Linked DNA regions of Homo sapiens: region 2 is linked to region 1. Evidence: chromatin loops called from intact Hi-C (ENCODE). Cell type or tissue: heart right ventricle. All regions are shown on one strand. Region 1 overlaps CEP192 (centrosomal protein 192). Region 2 overlaps LOC124904254 (a long non-coding RNA gene).

What was found. Hi-C counts contacts between places; a loop is a spot of excess contacts. Peaks named below come from ENCODE experiments on the same cell type or tissue, not always from the same donor. Only the 100,000 strongest peaks of a DNase experiment are listed, where the experiment ranks them.
Region 2: a loop joins it to region 1, with 4 times the contacts of the local background. A loop is called at or near these places in 36 of 110 quality-filtered maps.

Annotation. Positions count from the first base shown.
Region 1 is chr18:12,993,688-13,001,687 of GRCh38, forward strand. It overlaps CEP192 (centrosomal protein 192), which reads left to right. Exons shown (of 45, transcript NM_032142.4): 2 at 5,734-5,901; 3 at 7,770-7,895. The coding sequence starts at 5,738. Among named protein-coding and RNA genes, the nearest start is that of CEP192, 6.3 kb to the left of the region's middle. RefSeq lists a silencer at 6,857-6,936. In heart right ventricle, no CTCF peak of the experiment used is centred here; no DNase peak of the experiment used is centred here; H3K27ac peaks cover 355 bases.
Region 2 is chr18:13,156,009-13,164,008 of GRCh38, forward strand. LOC124904254 (a long non-coding RNA gene) reads right to left here. Exons shown (of 2, transcript XR_007066299.1): 2 at 7,931-8,000. Among named protein-coding and RNA genes, the nearest start is that of LDLRAD4, 59 kb to the right of the region's middle. In heart right ventricle, CTCF peaks have their summits at 3,667 (motif pointing left) and 3,870; no DNase peak of the experiment used is centred here.

The sequences.
Region 1 (8,000 bases):
CTAGGTGGGAATCCTCTGGCCTCATTTGTGCTATGTGGACTGGAAACGTCTCTTAATTCTCTCTTTCAGCCTCAGTTTCCTCAATAATAGGGATGATGGCTACCTTACAAATTTGACATGGGGATTAGAAAAATGTATGTGAAATAATTAGCACATTACCTAATAATAGACACAGTATCAGCAAACTAGGGGTTATAGATTCTTTCTTAAAACTCGTTTTTTCAATTTGTATTTCCAGTTCTCTGTCAGGTATTGGGAATATGTGGATGAACAAGATAGACATTTCCCCAAGAAGCTGCTCTTCTAAATTTATAGGGGTTAAAGTTAAAGTAGAGTTTACCCACTGACTGAGAATGTTGTCATTCATTCGTTTCACAGATACTTACTGAGTACCTGCTGTGTGCTAGGCATTGTTCTAAGTGTTAAGGAAATAGTGATGGACAGATAGGCAAGGCCCCTGCTCTTAGGGAGAAATTATTTCATTGGAAGAAGACAGATAAATACAAGAATAAATAGTGATAAATGCTGAAGAAATTTAAATGGATGTGATTGACTGTGGCGCTGTTTGACTTAATAATAAGAGATAAACTTCTCTTAGAAGGTAACATATAAATTGAGGTGAACGTCAGGAAGGAGCTAGCTAGGCAAAGATCTGGGAGAAGAATATTCTAGACCTGTGGTAGGGGTGGGCTTTGGGGGTATTACAAGAATAGAAAATCTAGTATGTGGTGAATGAGCCTGAGAGGGTGGGAGAGAGTGACAGGCCTCATAGAGTTTTCAGGAGAGGCATGGCACTTGATTCATAGTTAATGGTCTTTTTGCTTGCTTCTTGGATAATTAATTGTAGGGTGGCAAGAATAAAAACATGGAAAAGGGTGAGGAGGCTTTTCAGTAGGGTAAGGTGGTAGTAATGGAGATAGGAAGATATAGACTATTTCAGGGTGTGTTTGGAACATAGACATGTTTTGCCCTCAGGAATGGACTACACCAGTAGATGTGTTTTGTTTGACAACAGTGTATTGAATTTAACTAGTTTTAGGTAAAGCCTGTAATTTCCAGCTGACCTCAGTCCTTATAATTCTGTTTTCTAACAATAGTTGTTCCTGAAGACATTTGAGTTGAGATCCCTAGTGTGTAAGAAGTAAATTGCATGATGCAAAGTCTGAGGTCAGAATCCTGGGTAACCCTAACATATGAGGAGCAAATAAAGGAAGAGGATGTCAGATGAGTTGTGAAAGTATGGATTATGGAGTATTCTTCTGAGATGCCTGGCCATGAAGGGAAGGTGAGAAGGTGGTGGCAGGACATGCAAATGAAAAATCAGGGCAGGTTGTTTCCTGCCTCCTCCATCCTAACATGGGAGGAATTTTTTTTTTTTTTTTTTTTTTTTTTGAGACGGAGTCTCGCTCTGTCGCCCAGGCTGGAGTACAGTGGCGCGATCTCGGCTCCCTGCAAGCTCTGCCTCCCGGATTCACGCCATTCTCCTGCCTCAGCCTCCTGAGTAGCTGGGACTACAGGCGCCCGCCACCTCGCCCGGCTAATTTTTTTTTTGTATTTTAGTAGAGACGGGGTTTCACCGTGTTAGCCAGGATGGTCTTGATCTCCTGACCTCGTGATCCGCCCGCCTCGGCCTCCCAAAGTGCTGGGATTACAGGCGTGAGCCACCACGCCCGGCCTCATGGGAGGATTTTGAACATGTTTATGGAAATCAAGAAGAGAGAATAGTTGGAAATATCAAAGAGAAGAAAATGCTGGGGCATGATCTGAGAGCAGAGTGCTTATATGATGGTGATGAATTTGCTGTATATTGACATAATTTGAAAATTTTTATTCATTCATTCACTCAAGTTTATTGAGCGTCTCGTGCCAGCACTGTTCTAGCTGGGAATGCAGTGGCAAACCAAATGGGCAAAGTTCCTGCCCTCATAGAGCTTACATTCTAATGTGGGGAGAAAAAGAGATAACAAGTGAGTTACATAGCATGCAGGTGGTGGTCAGTACTATAGAACAGAGAAAGCAGGGAAAGGAGGTTGGGAAGTGCCCTGTTCAAATCTGTAGGTTGAGGAGGCAAGGCCTGACAGCTAAGTGAACATTTGCACAAAGAACTGAAAGAAGTGAAGGTACAAAATGTGTGAATAGCTGGAGCATCAGGGGCTGGGCAGAGGTCAGAGCTAGGGTGGAGGTCCTGGAGCGGAGCTGGCTTAGCATGTTTCAGGAACAGCAGGGAGGTTAGGATGACTGGAATGGAGTGAGCAAGGGAGAAGAGTAGAGGAGACGAAGTCACAGATTATCTGGGCCCTGGTTGGCCATCTTAAAGACTGCCTTTTACTCTGAATAAGATGGGGAACCAGTGGAGGGAGGGTTTGAGCTAAGGAGTGAGGACGTTTCAGTAATGTTATAGGGTGACTTTCGTGTGTGGAGAGTAGACTAGGGGAGGCAGAGAGGAGGCCTGGAGACCAAAGGCTATTGCAGTGAGTGTCCAGGCAGGAAGTGGTGGTGGCCTGACCAAGGTCATAGCAGGGTTGGGGGGTAGGTTGGGGGGATGCAGCAAGGTCCTGGGCAGGTTGTTAATGTATAACTCTAGAGATTTGCATAGGGATTGCACGTGATGGGGTGTGAGAGGGATCTCAGAGATGACTACGGTTTTTGGCCTAAGCAGCTAGGTGTTGGAGTTGTCATTTTCGCTGGTGGGGAAGGCTGAAGGGCAGGCATTTCTTGAGGGGATGGGAATTAATTGGAATCAAGATTCAAATGTAGGTGCTTGTTAGACATCTAAGTGGAAGTGTTGTGGAGGCGGTTGAATACCTGAGGTTCGGGGAAAGGCCCAAGATGGAGGTGTACATTTTACGTGATATTTTAAGCTTTGAAATTGAAGGCAATCACCCAGAGAGGGTGAGTTGATGGAAGAAGTTGAAGATCAAGCCCTGGAGGCTTCCACTCTGTGGAGGTCTAGGAGATAAGGAGGAACTGGCCAAGGAGAAGGGAAAGCAGCAGCTTGGTGGAGTTGGAGGAGAACCAGACAGCTGTGTCTGAGAAATGAAGCCAAGAAAGTATTTCCCCAAGGAAGGAGTAATCACCTGAATGTTAGGCTACAGAAGAAGGACCGGAGGTAGATTATAGTATGCTACGGCTTGGCAACAGGGAGATCAGGGCTGATGCTGACAAGCATTTTTTTGGTGGTGTGGTGGGATGAAGGCCAGAGTGGGGTGCGTTCAGGAGAGGATGGGAGTGGAACTGGATGCCAGTCATGATTCCTCTGGAAGCCTGTGATAAAGGGAGCATGGATAGGTGTGGTGGCAGTTCAGGGGGATAATGGGGGTGTGAGGTAGAGGAAGGCTTTTTTTAAAAGGTGGGAGAAATAACAGCATGCCCAGCGTGGGAGGGCTTGCACAGACAGAAGACTCGATCATGTTATGGAAGGGGGCCGATTGGTAGAGTGGTTGTCAGTGCAGTGAGGGGTTGGGATCGAGTGCAAAGTGAAGAGGTGGGCTTCAGACAGGGGCATGGACACTTCATAAACTGTTGTGGGATAATTTAGGAATCAGACCGAGGGGTTGAGGAGGATATATTATTTAGGTGCACCGGCCCAGTCGGATTAACATCCAAAAAGTCTGAGCCCTGAACAAGTCTGAGCCCTGAACAAAGAGTTAAGTTACCTTTTAAGGATTTCGTGGGGCGGCAGGGGGGAATCTGTGCAGGAGGAAGCATATTACAGAAGCAAGAAACAAAGACAATTATTCAATTAATTGAGACATGCATTATATCATTTCTTACTTTCCAAGGAAAAAATGTGTTTTATGGCTTGAGTTTATCTGTCTAGTGACCTTGCAGCTGCACAGCTAGAGAAACAGGGTCTTCACAATGCCTGGGAAAGGAGGAGAGATAAGGCTTACTAGCCACAGAAAAACAGGCAGATAATTTTTAAAGGGCTCCAGCTCTTTCTCTTTCTCAGGGGGAATTGGGTTTTCTTACATAGAACTGAGTTTCTGCTTACACATTCTTTAATTTCTTTTAACTCCTATTCCAAAACAAGTAAGTTCTTCTTATTTTTGGGGGGGATAGAGTCTCGCTCCATCACCCAGGCTGAAGTACAGGGGCGCAATCTCGGCTCACTGCAACCTCCACCTCGCAGATTTAGGTGATTCTCCTGCCTTAGCCTCCCAAATAGCTGGGATTACAGGTGCCCGCCATGACGCCCAGCTAGTTTTTGTATTTTTAGTAGAGACGAGGTTTTACCACGTTGGCCAGGCTGGTCTTGAACTCCTGAACTCAAGTGATTCGCCTGCCTCAGCCTCCCAAAATGCTGGGATTACAGACATGAGCCATCGCACCTGGCCTCATAATCTCTTTAGTGGTCATAAAACTTCTTCTTTTTCTTTTTATATTTTATAATTAGTCCATACTGTCTAAAATCTATGCTTTAATCCAATTTGTCATTGATCCTAGTATACTCCTTTATTACTGAAGTAGCTCTTTGAATAGTCTTCCAGGTTTTTAAGTCCTCTCCCTTCCTGTATAATAGGTTGATTGTGTCAGTTCTTTGTTGGTTGCAGAGTACAGTTCAAACTTTCCAACACACCGTTTCAGACTTTTAGAATCTGGCTCCATTCTGTTATTCTAGCTTCGTTTACTGTGTTATTTTGTTCACCTGCTGCCAAAATGCATTGGAGTATTTGCTACTGCCAGCATAGACCTAGCACTTAGAGTGGATTTTCGAGTCAGACCTGGGTTTGAATCTTACTAATTGCAACCTTGGGAAAATTGAGCTAATTTAGTCTCTCAGTTTGTTTCTTCACCTGTAAAATGGGATAATACCTACATTGTAAGATTTTCTGTGGATTCAGTGAGCTAAGTTAGTAGATATGCAATAAAATTTAATTCTTTTCCTTCTTGGCTCATGTTTATCATCCTAAATAAACTCTCTCATCCCATACTCTGCCTATAAAAGTTCTTCTCAGTCTTCAAGGCGCATTGCCAATATCCTCTCATTTTTTTTAGCTTTTCCTGATTATTTATCTTTTTATCCTTCTGCCATTATTTCCTTTACTGATTTCCATGCAGTGTGTATATGATACGTACTCTGAAAAATTGTTGAGACTAGCTAACATCTTCAGAGCACCGTGGTCAGGTTCTCTAGTAATAGCATAGGTTTTGTGCTGGTGTTTTCCAGATTTAGTCATTTGGGTACCCCTTTTACCACTTTTACCTTGTCCATGTGCCAACTATACTTTAACTGAAAATTGTTCTTTGAATGGGTTCACTTTTTAATTCAGTCTTAACAACACTGAGATCCGGGCTAGATTTTTGCTGGTTGTACTTTTTCTGTTCCGTATTAGAATGAGTATGTAACTACCAAACTTTTAAATATGTCCTAAAATCATTTGTATATACCATCAGTGTTATGCCATCTTTGCTTTCTTTACTAGATAAGTTTGTAGTAATTCATTTTCCTAGCTACACCAAGCAAAGGGCAAATTAAAATGTGTTGTATTGCATTATTATGTTAATTATAAGAAGGTAAGTTTAATGTTTAAGGTTTCTATTCTCATCTATAAAGTAGCAAAGTATTCTGAGATTTATTTTACCTCAGACTATTTGCCTATTTCCCCCTTACTAATGCTAAAAAAAGGATTTTTTTCCTAAGATTTATTAGTTTTCTAAGACAATGCTTTTAATCATTTAAAAACATTTTATAGTAATATGTGACCTATAGAAATACTTTTGTTATTGCAGTGAGATGGAAGATTTTCGAGGTATAGCAGAAGAATCATTTCCAAGCTTTCTCACCAATTCATTATTTGGTAACAGTGGGATTTTGGAAAATGTCACTCTTTCTTCAAATCTTGGCTTGCCTGTTGCTGTTTCTACACTTGCTAGGGATAGATCCAGCACTGATAACAGGTAAGATTTGTTTGAGCAGATTTTTTTCCAGGTCCATAAAGCCTATAGCATGCTGATATTTATGTTCTGTTTCTCAGTCAAGCTTGAGCTTTTTGTTTTATCTATGAGGGGGATGGCCAAATATGTGAAATGAATATAGAAAAGACAGAATTTACTGTCTTTTTCCCCATTGCTTTGCCTTTTCAGTGGGTAGGTTTGGGTGGGTTTGGGATTTGAGCACCAGTTACCTATTTCGGTCTATTTTTTTTTTTTTTTTTTGTCTATAGTGTTTTGGATTTGTATTAGTTCAGTCACACTAATGGCTAGTAATGTAAAACAAGTTGTGTTAGCGAAGTTCAAAGGCAAATTAATCATAAGGTTATAGGAGTACCTCTTGACATCAAGGGGAGGAGTGCAGAGCTTTGCTGCAAGAAGGGACAGGAATTGAGATTTAGGAAGCCATCAGGACTTGGGTTTTTGTCATCCCACTCTATTTCTCTCTGTATAACTCATTGTCTTCTCTCTTTTTTTTTTTTTTTTTTTTTTTTTTTGCTAATTAAAAAAATATTTTATAGAGATAGGGTCTTGCTGTGTTAGCTAGGCTATTCTTGAACTCTTGGGCTCAAGTGATCCTCCTGCCTCAACTTCCCAAAGTGTTGGTATTACACAGGTGTGAGCTACCATACCTGGCCTCTGCTCTTTTTTAATACACTGGTTTTATTTGCTTTTCTGTTCATTTTACAGAATATGGCAACACAGATTCTCAAAAGACATCTATGAATTACATTTCTAGCTACACAAGGAGACTACTGAACTGTCTCTTGATATCTCATGAGTTTCTGGTCCATCTTAGGTTAGGTGTCTGTTCCAAATACAGTCACCTGTGACTAGAGTTTTGGGTCATTGGATCTATTTAGAGGTATGACAGAGCCTCACTTTTTAATTCATTTCAGCCAGGTTTACTCTTTACTGGACTTGTATGGCTGTCTTTCTCTTTCTCTTCCAGCTTTCAATCTGTCCTAGGTTTCTGAGGTAACTTGGCTCTTGTCATTCTAGTAACTTTCAGCTCCTGAAGTCAAGTTTCTCTTTCTTAGAAACTCAACCAGGCTGGGCGTGGTGGCTCATGCCTGTAATCCCAGCACTTTGGGAGGCCAAGGCGGGCAGATCACCTGAGTTCAGGAGTTCGAGACCAGCCTGGCCAACATGGCAAAACCCTGTTTACTAAAAATACAAACATTAGCCAGGCGTGATGGCGCACGCCTCTAATCCCAGCTACTCGGGAGGCTGAGACAGGAGAATCGCTTGAACCCGGAAGGCAGAGATTGCAGTGACCTGAGATTGGGCCACTGCACTCCAGCCTGGACGACAGAGGGAGACTCTGTCTCAAGAAAAACCCCCAAAACTCAACCAGCTTTTATTTTCTTTACTTTTAAAATTTCTGTTTTATTACCAGATTGATGTTTGGTTAAATACACCTTGTTTTGTATCTTCAACTGGATTGTGTATAGTTTACACATCCATTACATGTAGGGTCTTGCATAATATATAAAGTTTGCCTATGCTTAAACTGGCCACTTTCTTGTCTTTTCTCAACCTAAACATTTAGTGAGGAGCACCATCTTGACCTTTGGGCTGAAGGGGTTGTATTAACACTCTCAGCTCTTTTAGCTTTAAGATTTTTGTGACTGTATTGTTGAATACAGATAAACTCCCTATTGCCAAGCCACAGGTTTCCGTGCTTTGCACAGAGGATGATGGTTTGAAATACAGGGGCCCTATTTGTTTTTACCCCGGTGGTTGGTTTTACTGTCACGCAGCCCTATGTCATGATGACATTTAAATATGTGTAATTTAATTCTTAACAATTAAAACAAATTTTTTTTGTATAGGTATCCTGATATCCAGGCATCTTACTTAGTAGAAGGGAGATTTTCAGTTCCATCCGGGTCATCTCCCGGAAGCCAGAGTGATGCTGAACCAAGAGAGAGGTTACAGCTTAGCTTCCAGGATGATGAGTAAGTTCATACCTTCATTTGCTTGTACTGTGTTAAAAGTGGGTCTTACGCAGTCTTGTGGAAAATGACAATGTGATTGTGTATGTAATTAATTCTGATTAATTC
Region 2 (8,000 bases), 160 kb after region 1:
CTCCACACCCCCACATTTCAACTTTTATTTGTCTCAATTTACATATTTTTACATTACCTATTTCTTAACAGGCTGCTATAACTATTATTGTTTTTGATATATTTGTCTTTTGGACTTCATGCTAGAGCTATGAGTGGATTGCACAGAACAATTCAAATATTAGGGTATACTGGGTTTGTCTGAGCTGAATACTTAATTTTACCTGTAGGCTTTATACCTTCAAATGTTTTTCATTTTTTATTTTTTCCTTTTAGCATTTTAGTATTTTTTTTTTCAGATTAAAGATCTATCTTTAGCATTTCTTGTAAGACAGGTGTCATGGTGAACTCTCAGTTTTGTTTGTCTGAAAAAGACTATCTCTTCTTCATATTTGAAGGATAACTTTGCTGGGTACAGTATTGTTGAATGGCAGGGGTTTTTTTTCTTTCATCACTTTGAAAATGTGGTCTCACTCTCTGTTGGCTTGTATGGTTTCCATTGAGAAGTCTGTTGTTGGACAAATTGTAGCTCCTTTATGTGTGATTTGCTTCTTTTCTCTTGCTGATTTTAGGACCTTCTCTTTGTTCTTGACCTTTCAGAGTTTGTCTTATTTGGGTCGAATCTGGTGATCTCTTACCTTCTTGTACCTGGTTATTTATATCTTTCTCAGGTTTTGGAAAGTTTTCTATTTTTCTTTTTGAATATGCTTTCTACCCCCCCTTACTCTTGTTCAACTCCCTCTTGAACACCAATAATTCTTAAGTTTGTTTTTTTGAAGTAATTTTCTATATCTTATAGGTAATCTTTGTTCCTTTTCACTCTTTTTTTCTCTTTTCTCCTCATACTATGTATTTTCAAATAGGCTGTCTTCAACCTCATCGATTCTTTCCTGTGCTTCATCCATTCTGCTGTTGAGAGCCTCTAATAACTTTTTCAGTTCAGCACATGTATTTCTCAGTTCTAAGAGTTATGTGTGATCTTTTTAATTATTTCAATCTTTTTATTAAATTTCTCAATTGCTTTTCTGTGTTATCATGAAGATCATTGAGTTTCCTTAAAACCGCAGTTTTGGGCTGAGCATGATGGCTCACACCTATAATCCCAGTGCTTTGAGGAGCTGAGATAGGAGACCTACTTGAGGCCAGGAGTTTGAGACCAGGCTGGCCAACATAGTGAGACCCCATTTTTACAAAAAACATAATTAAAAAAGAAATCAGCCAGGTATGGTGGCATATACCTGTAGTCCTAGCTACTTGAGAGGATTGTTTGAGTCCAAGAGTTTGAGGTTGCAGTGAACTAAGATCATGACACTGCATCCAAGCCTAGGCTTTGTCTCTAAAAACAAACAAACAAAAAACCCCTGCAGTTTTGGATTCTTAGAGAGCTCACATATTGCCATCTTATTAGGATCAGTCACTGGTTCCTTGCTTTTTCTATTTGGGGAGGTCATGGTTCCCTGTTCACAGTTGTTTCTTGTGGATGTAGTCTACATCTTTGCATTGAGGGATTAGTTATTTAAGTCTTCTTTGTCTGGCTTGTATTGGGTATGTTTCTGTAGAGCTTCTTTACCACTAGGTTGCCTGGCTCCTTTACAGCTGTAGGTGGTGCCTTAAATCCAGGTTCACCAAGCTGTAATAAATGATATGAATGCTGCCCTTCTTGAATGGGGGAGGCCCCAAAGAGGATATTCCAGCAGTATCGGAAGGCTGGCAAAGGGTTTATGCCCAGGAGACCTGTGAAATCAATCTTTTACATGTGGTGCTGCTGAACAGCCTCTCTGATTTGGTGTCTTCTTTAGCCAAGTTACAGAGCAGAGTTTCCAGGGCTGAGGATGGTTGTCCTGCCTGCCCATTTTGTCTCTGCCTGTCCCCAAGGATATTTCTCCCTTCTGGCACTCATAATGCTTTCCATGGGCTAAGGCAGGGTCAAATGTGCCAGAGAATCCAAGATGGTGGGGGACCTGGTTGTCCACCTTGATCGCAGTTTTTCCAGTGTAGAAACTGTGAGTTGGGGGAAAATATTTCCACGTGCTTGGTGATAGGCCGAATGAGGGGACGGGCATCACAGATGTGGAAGTCCAGTTCTCTTTCTGTCTGCTCAGAGTATCTTTATTTATCTGTGGCCCTGGGAACTATCTCATCTTCATTTTTGAGTTCTGAGATATTGCTGATGAGACTCTCAGTGCTGTATAGATATATTTTTCAGTTTTCTGGGGCAGGGGGTTGAGGGGAGTGAAACCAGCTTGCTTCTACACTGCCATTTTGAAACAGGAAGTTCTTGCCTTCAAGTCTGAAGACAATTTTACTGGCTGTAGTATTCTTGGTTGGCAGTTTTTTTCTTTTAGCACTCTAAATAGATCATTCTACTACTTTCTGGCCTATAATGTTTCTCCTTAGAAATTACTGATAGTCTCAAGGAAGCTCCCTTGTATATGACAAATCACTTTTTCTTGATGCTTTCAAAATTGTCTTTGTTTTTGACTTCTGACCTGTTTGGACCTGTTTATGTTCATCCAAGTTGGAGTCCTGTGAACTTCTTGAATTTGAATATCTGTTTCCTTCCTCAGATTTGGAAAGTTTTCAGCCATTGTTTTTCCAAATAAGCTCTCTGCCCCTTTCTCTCTCTTATCTCTGCCTGGGACTTTCATATGACATGTATTGGTTGGCTTGGTGGTGTTGTATCATTCCCTTAGGCTTTCTTTACTTTTCATCGTTCTTTTTCCTTTCATTTCTCTACTTTAATAATTTCAAAAAACCTGTCTTCAAGTTTGCTTATTCTTTTGTTGTTTGTTTGCTTGATCAAGTCTGCTGTTGAATCCCTGTAGTGAACTTTTCTTTTTCTTTCTTTCTTTCTTTTTTTTTTTTGGAGACAGTGTCTGGCTCTATCACTCAGGATGGACTGCAGTGGCATGATCTCAGCTCATTGCAGCCTCCACCTCCTGGGCTCAAACAATCCTCCCACCTCAGCTTCCCAAGTAGCTGGGACTCCAGGCACATGTCACCATGCCCAGCTAATTTTTGTATGTTTTTGGTAGAGATGGGGCTTCACCATGTTGCCCAGGCTGGTCTTGAACTCCTGACCTCAAGTGATCTGCCTGCTTTGGCCTCCCAAAGTGCTGGGATTATATGTTTGAGGCACTGTGCCCAGCCCCTGTAGTGAATTTTTCAATTCACTTATTGGATTCATCAGCTCCAGAATTTATGTTTAGTTCTCTCTCTCTCTTTTTTTTTTTTTTTTTTTTTTTTTTGCTGTTTTTATCTCTTTGTCGATAACCTCATTTTGTTCATGCATTGTTTTCCTGATTTAATTTAGTTGTTAATCTGTGTTCTCTTGTTGTACATTGAGTTTCTTTAAGAGAAATATTTGAAATTATTTTTGAGGTAATTCATAGACCTCTATTCATTTAGAGTCAGTTTCTGGAGATTTATTTTGTTCCTTTGATTCAACCATGTTTTCTTGCTTCTCCATGGGTCTTACTATTTTATGCCGTGATTTGTGCATTTGGAAAACCAGCCACCTATGGCAGTCTTTTAGGACTAACTTGATAAAGGGAAAACTTTCACCAATCATCTGGGTTGGAGATTCCAGAAGCCTCTCAAACCTTTGGGATGTGTTCTCTCTGGGCGTGTGCATGTCATTTCCCAGTTAGAGGGGTTTTCTGGTTTCTTTTTCTGGAGCTTGTAATCTCTTACTCCCTCTGGTGTCTGTACGAAGTATTGCAGGTTCTTTGGAGCTGCAAGAAGCCACTGAGCTCTTTTGTTCTCTGTGGCTCCCAGGATATCCAAAGTATATCAGCTCCATCAGTGATCCAATTCAAGTGAGACAAAAACCGTTGCCTCAGGCAGCCCCTGAAAATTAGACTGTTGGACACATGCTCCAGTCTTCTCTTTTTCCCTTGACGGAGAAGCTGTGAACGGGGTGCTTTCTGCTGATTGTGCTGCTTTGAGGAATGGCTTTTGGGGTTGAAATAAAATGGCTTTTGTTACCTTTTTCAAAGTGGCTGTTCTGGCTTTGAGTTTGCCTGGGGTGCTGCCACTTCTTAAATGGTTTCTGGAGTTCTCATGCAGACTTTTTGGACCATATATTGTTAAGTCAGTGTCTTGGGAGGAATGACACTTGAGGCGTCTTATTCCACCATGTTGGTGATGCCACTTCCTTGTGGTGACTTATATGACAGCAATAGAAAACAAATATGAGCGTCACAGGGAAGCAGTGAATAAAATTCACATGGTGAAGAGCTAGAGGACCACTGCTTCTAAGGAGTCATGTCCTTCGCAGGCCTGAGCCTCATCCCCTTCCTTCACTGTGAACAGAGAAATCGGCCAATTGCCAAACATACACTGAGTGTCTCTCTTGCATAAAGTGCTGCTGACCAGTGTTCTAGGGGTCCCAGTCTATGCGTTCTGGCGGTGGCACTCTTGTTGGGGATGCAAAGGGTCCCCAGTTGTTGCAGTCACTGGGTGAGAGGTGTCCCAATGTGGGGATGAAGGAAGGGCCTGTGGCCTGATGCAGGCAGGGGAGGCACCATCGGAGGGCAGGGCTTGAGCCAGCTGCTGGGGGACTCCAACAGTGCAGGAATGGGAGGAATATTCCAGGGCGGGATGCGAGAATAGGAAGTGATGTGTGTGTGTGGCAGGGGTGGTAAAATATACACCTCATACATTTACCATTCTAACCATTTGTTTTTTTGTCTTTTTTTGAGACGGAGTCTCGCTCTGTTGCCCAGGCTGGAGTGCAGTGGCAACATCTCGGCTCACTGCAAACTCCGCCTCCCGGGTTCATGCCATTCTCCTGCCTCAGCCTCCCGAGTAGCTGGGACTACAGGCGCCTGCCACCGCGCCTGGCTAATTTTTGTATTTTTAGTAGAGACGGGGTTTCACCATGTTAGCCAGGATGGTCTCGATCTCCTGACCTCGTGATCTGCCCGTCTCGGCCTCCCAAAGTGCTGGGATTATAGGTGTGAGCCACTGCGCCCAGCCCATTCTAACCATTTTTAAGTGTCCAGTTCAGTGGTGTGAAGTGAGATGTGTTTTTGAGTAGGAAGTGGTTTATTTTGGCAAGGGTAATCCAGGGTTGGCTCTTTCAATGGCTAAAGGACTAAAATCCTCTCAGAGAAAAAAGTAAAAGGGCTGCTTACCAGGCAGTAAATCCTTAAACAAGTGTGCATTGCTTACAGTATTGGCTAAGGAGATGATAATTTGACTTGAATAATCTTGCAAAGTGAGATGAGATCCCCACTTCCCAGATAAGGAAGCTGAAGGTCTGATTAAGTGACCTGCTCCAGTTGCACAGGAGGTGGGGGCATATCCAGTACCAGAGCCCAGGTCTCTACATCCTTCCTCTAGGCCTCTTTTCTCTCCCCCTTGATGGCTGGCCTGCCCCCTAGACCGACTGTTTCTTGGTCTGTGTACAAAAGTACCTTCCGAGGAGAATGCAGGGTGCCAGAGGTTAGCGGCAGGGAACAGCAGTGTTTGGACTCCAAGCTACGGGAGCCACGCATTCTGTCCTCAGGGTATCACCACCCCATTCTAGACACCAATGAGGACAGGGCTTAGCATGTCGAGACGAGGGGTTTGAATTTCATGTTTGTGTGCGTTCCGTTTGTTGGGAGGCACTGTCCCTTCAGTGTTGTCATTCATAGTGACACCCTCTGCATGGTGCTGGTTGCCAGAGGCAACCTGGAGCCCTGGAGTCAGCATGTCACCGTTGGCACATGGTGCATGGGGAATCACAGAGAGAGTGAGCTGCCTGCTGGCTCAAATACCCTGAGTCATAAAAAGGTCTCAAGAATAGATCTTGGGTGTCCGGGGGATGCGTGGCTGTTCTGTAAGAGCTGAGATGACCTCGAAGCCTTGTGAGCACGGGCTCCTTGGGACCCCTTTGTGGAACCATGCAGCGGGACGTGAAGTCAGCCTTTCCTTGGAGCCTGACCCTCTCAGCTCCAAGCAGCCTCCCCATGGCAGTGTACTCAGGTCTGTCTGTCCAGTCATAGTGGGAACCCTGGCTTTGAAGGGGGTGCAGAGTCCACGTGGCCCAGATCTCTCCCTAGGGAAATAATCCCCTCCCTGCCTCCCACGGGGGTCTTGGCCTTTGGCCAAATAGTCCCAGGAGTGAGAGACCCACTTTTGGAAGGCAAGCATTTTTTATGTTGGGTGATAGCTATTATCTATCATCACCATCCTCTTCTCCGCCTCCACCTCTTCCTCCCACCCCCCAGACAGCCAGCACCACCCCGTGCCTTGCAGCGCTGAAGGCTCTGCCTAAATCACACATCCCAGGAGGTGGAGGCAGTGGGGAGGGCTGAGGGTGGGACCTGGGTCCCCCACCTGTCGGGCTTTGTGCCCTGGCATCACTGCTATTTAAGCAGCTTTCTCCCACACGCAGACCCCATGCACCTGCCTGGAACCGAGGTCATCAGTTCCAGCTTGGTCCCCACAGCCACCAGGAATTGCAGGTGTTAAGAGAAGCCCAGAGAGAGTTAGGATTTCGTCCCAGCTTTGCCACTAACTGGTTGTAGGATCTCAGGCAAGTCACAGTACTTCTTAACAACTTCTTTTTTCCGGTTGCAAAATGACAGACTTAGACCAGATTTGATTTGTTTGTTTTTTAGCACAGTTGTGAGCATTTTCCATAGGTTGTGCTCTTTGCTGGATACCAAAATAAGAAGACAATCGAGGCAGGGGACTGAGCCACACACCATGGTTATAAGTTGGATGGGGTAAAAGCACAGCCACGGAGGCCGTGGGGTCACAAAGCCCCTTCCACAGCAGCAGCCTGGTGAGGGAGTTGGAAATGTCTGTGCCAAGGAAGGGGCACACCGGGTGGGAGGTGGGCACTACAAGCCCTGAGGCCTAAAAGTGTGTGAAGCCCCATGCCTTGTGGGAACGGAAGCGTCAGAGTCCAGCAGGAGAGAGGAAAGGCCGGGAGGCCACGTCAAGCTGGCTCTGTTGCCCAGACTGGAGTGCAGCAGTGTGATCACAGCTCACTGCAGCCTGGAACTCCTGGGCCCAAGCGATCCTCCTGCCTCAGCCTCCCGAGTATGAGAAAGGGTTTTTCTGAGGCAAGTGGCTGATCCGATTTGCCCCGTGGGGAAGCCGGCACTCTGGGAGTCCCAGCACAAACGGCAGACAGAGGGTCTGCAGGAGAGGAGCCCAATTCAAAGGAGCAGAAAATTGGATCGCCCAGATGTGTCCGGTGGGGAACACTGAAGGGCAAGGAGCCCCCTCAGGGTGTGGCCCATGTGCAACGACAGAGAATGCCAGGAAGGGTTCCTCCAGCCTTACCTCTTTGAAGACATTTGCTGAGCCCGCCCCACGCCTCCCCTCCCAGGGCTAAACATTGCCCCTGTCCCCGCTGTTTCCCATGCACATGTGGGCCCTCAGCCTGCTCTGGGCAGAGGGAGGGCCTTAGGGGCGTGGACACCCGTCCGAAGTTCCACCTTTGGTCCTCCATGAGGCAATTATCACGCCTGATCACACACAAGTTTTTCTCAAATATAACGCTATAAAAATCCAAACAATTTGGTCACACAATTTGTCCAATTATATCCTGATAAAAAAAGGACAGATTCTTATTGAATCTTTGCAATTAATGCCAATTAAAGCAAAGAACCTCAAGAAAAATACTTACAAATCCTAAGAGATGAGTAAGATATTAAAGAATGTTTTGTTTCAGCTTGCAAAAGCATAGTCTATTAAGCTAAAGGTTAAAGACAGATCCAGAAGAAGGAGAAAGGCTTCATCATATACTGATCACAAAGAAAACACAAAAAATAACAGTGGCGAAGCTCAGATTTCCTTCATGCATCCACTCAATCCCACTTCCAAAGGCTCTCAAACCCGGCCTATTATCACTTCTTGAATATCACACTAAATACTACAAGACCACTTCTGTCATTTTAACAGAGACAAGACCCAATTCTAGTCTGGCATTAATGTAATATTTGGCAGCAAACGATTCATATGCTTTTATTTTTTCTTACGAACAAACCCATTAAGTATGAACAAATTTTGCCCAAATTG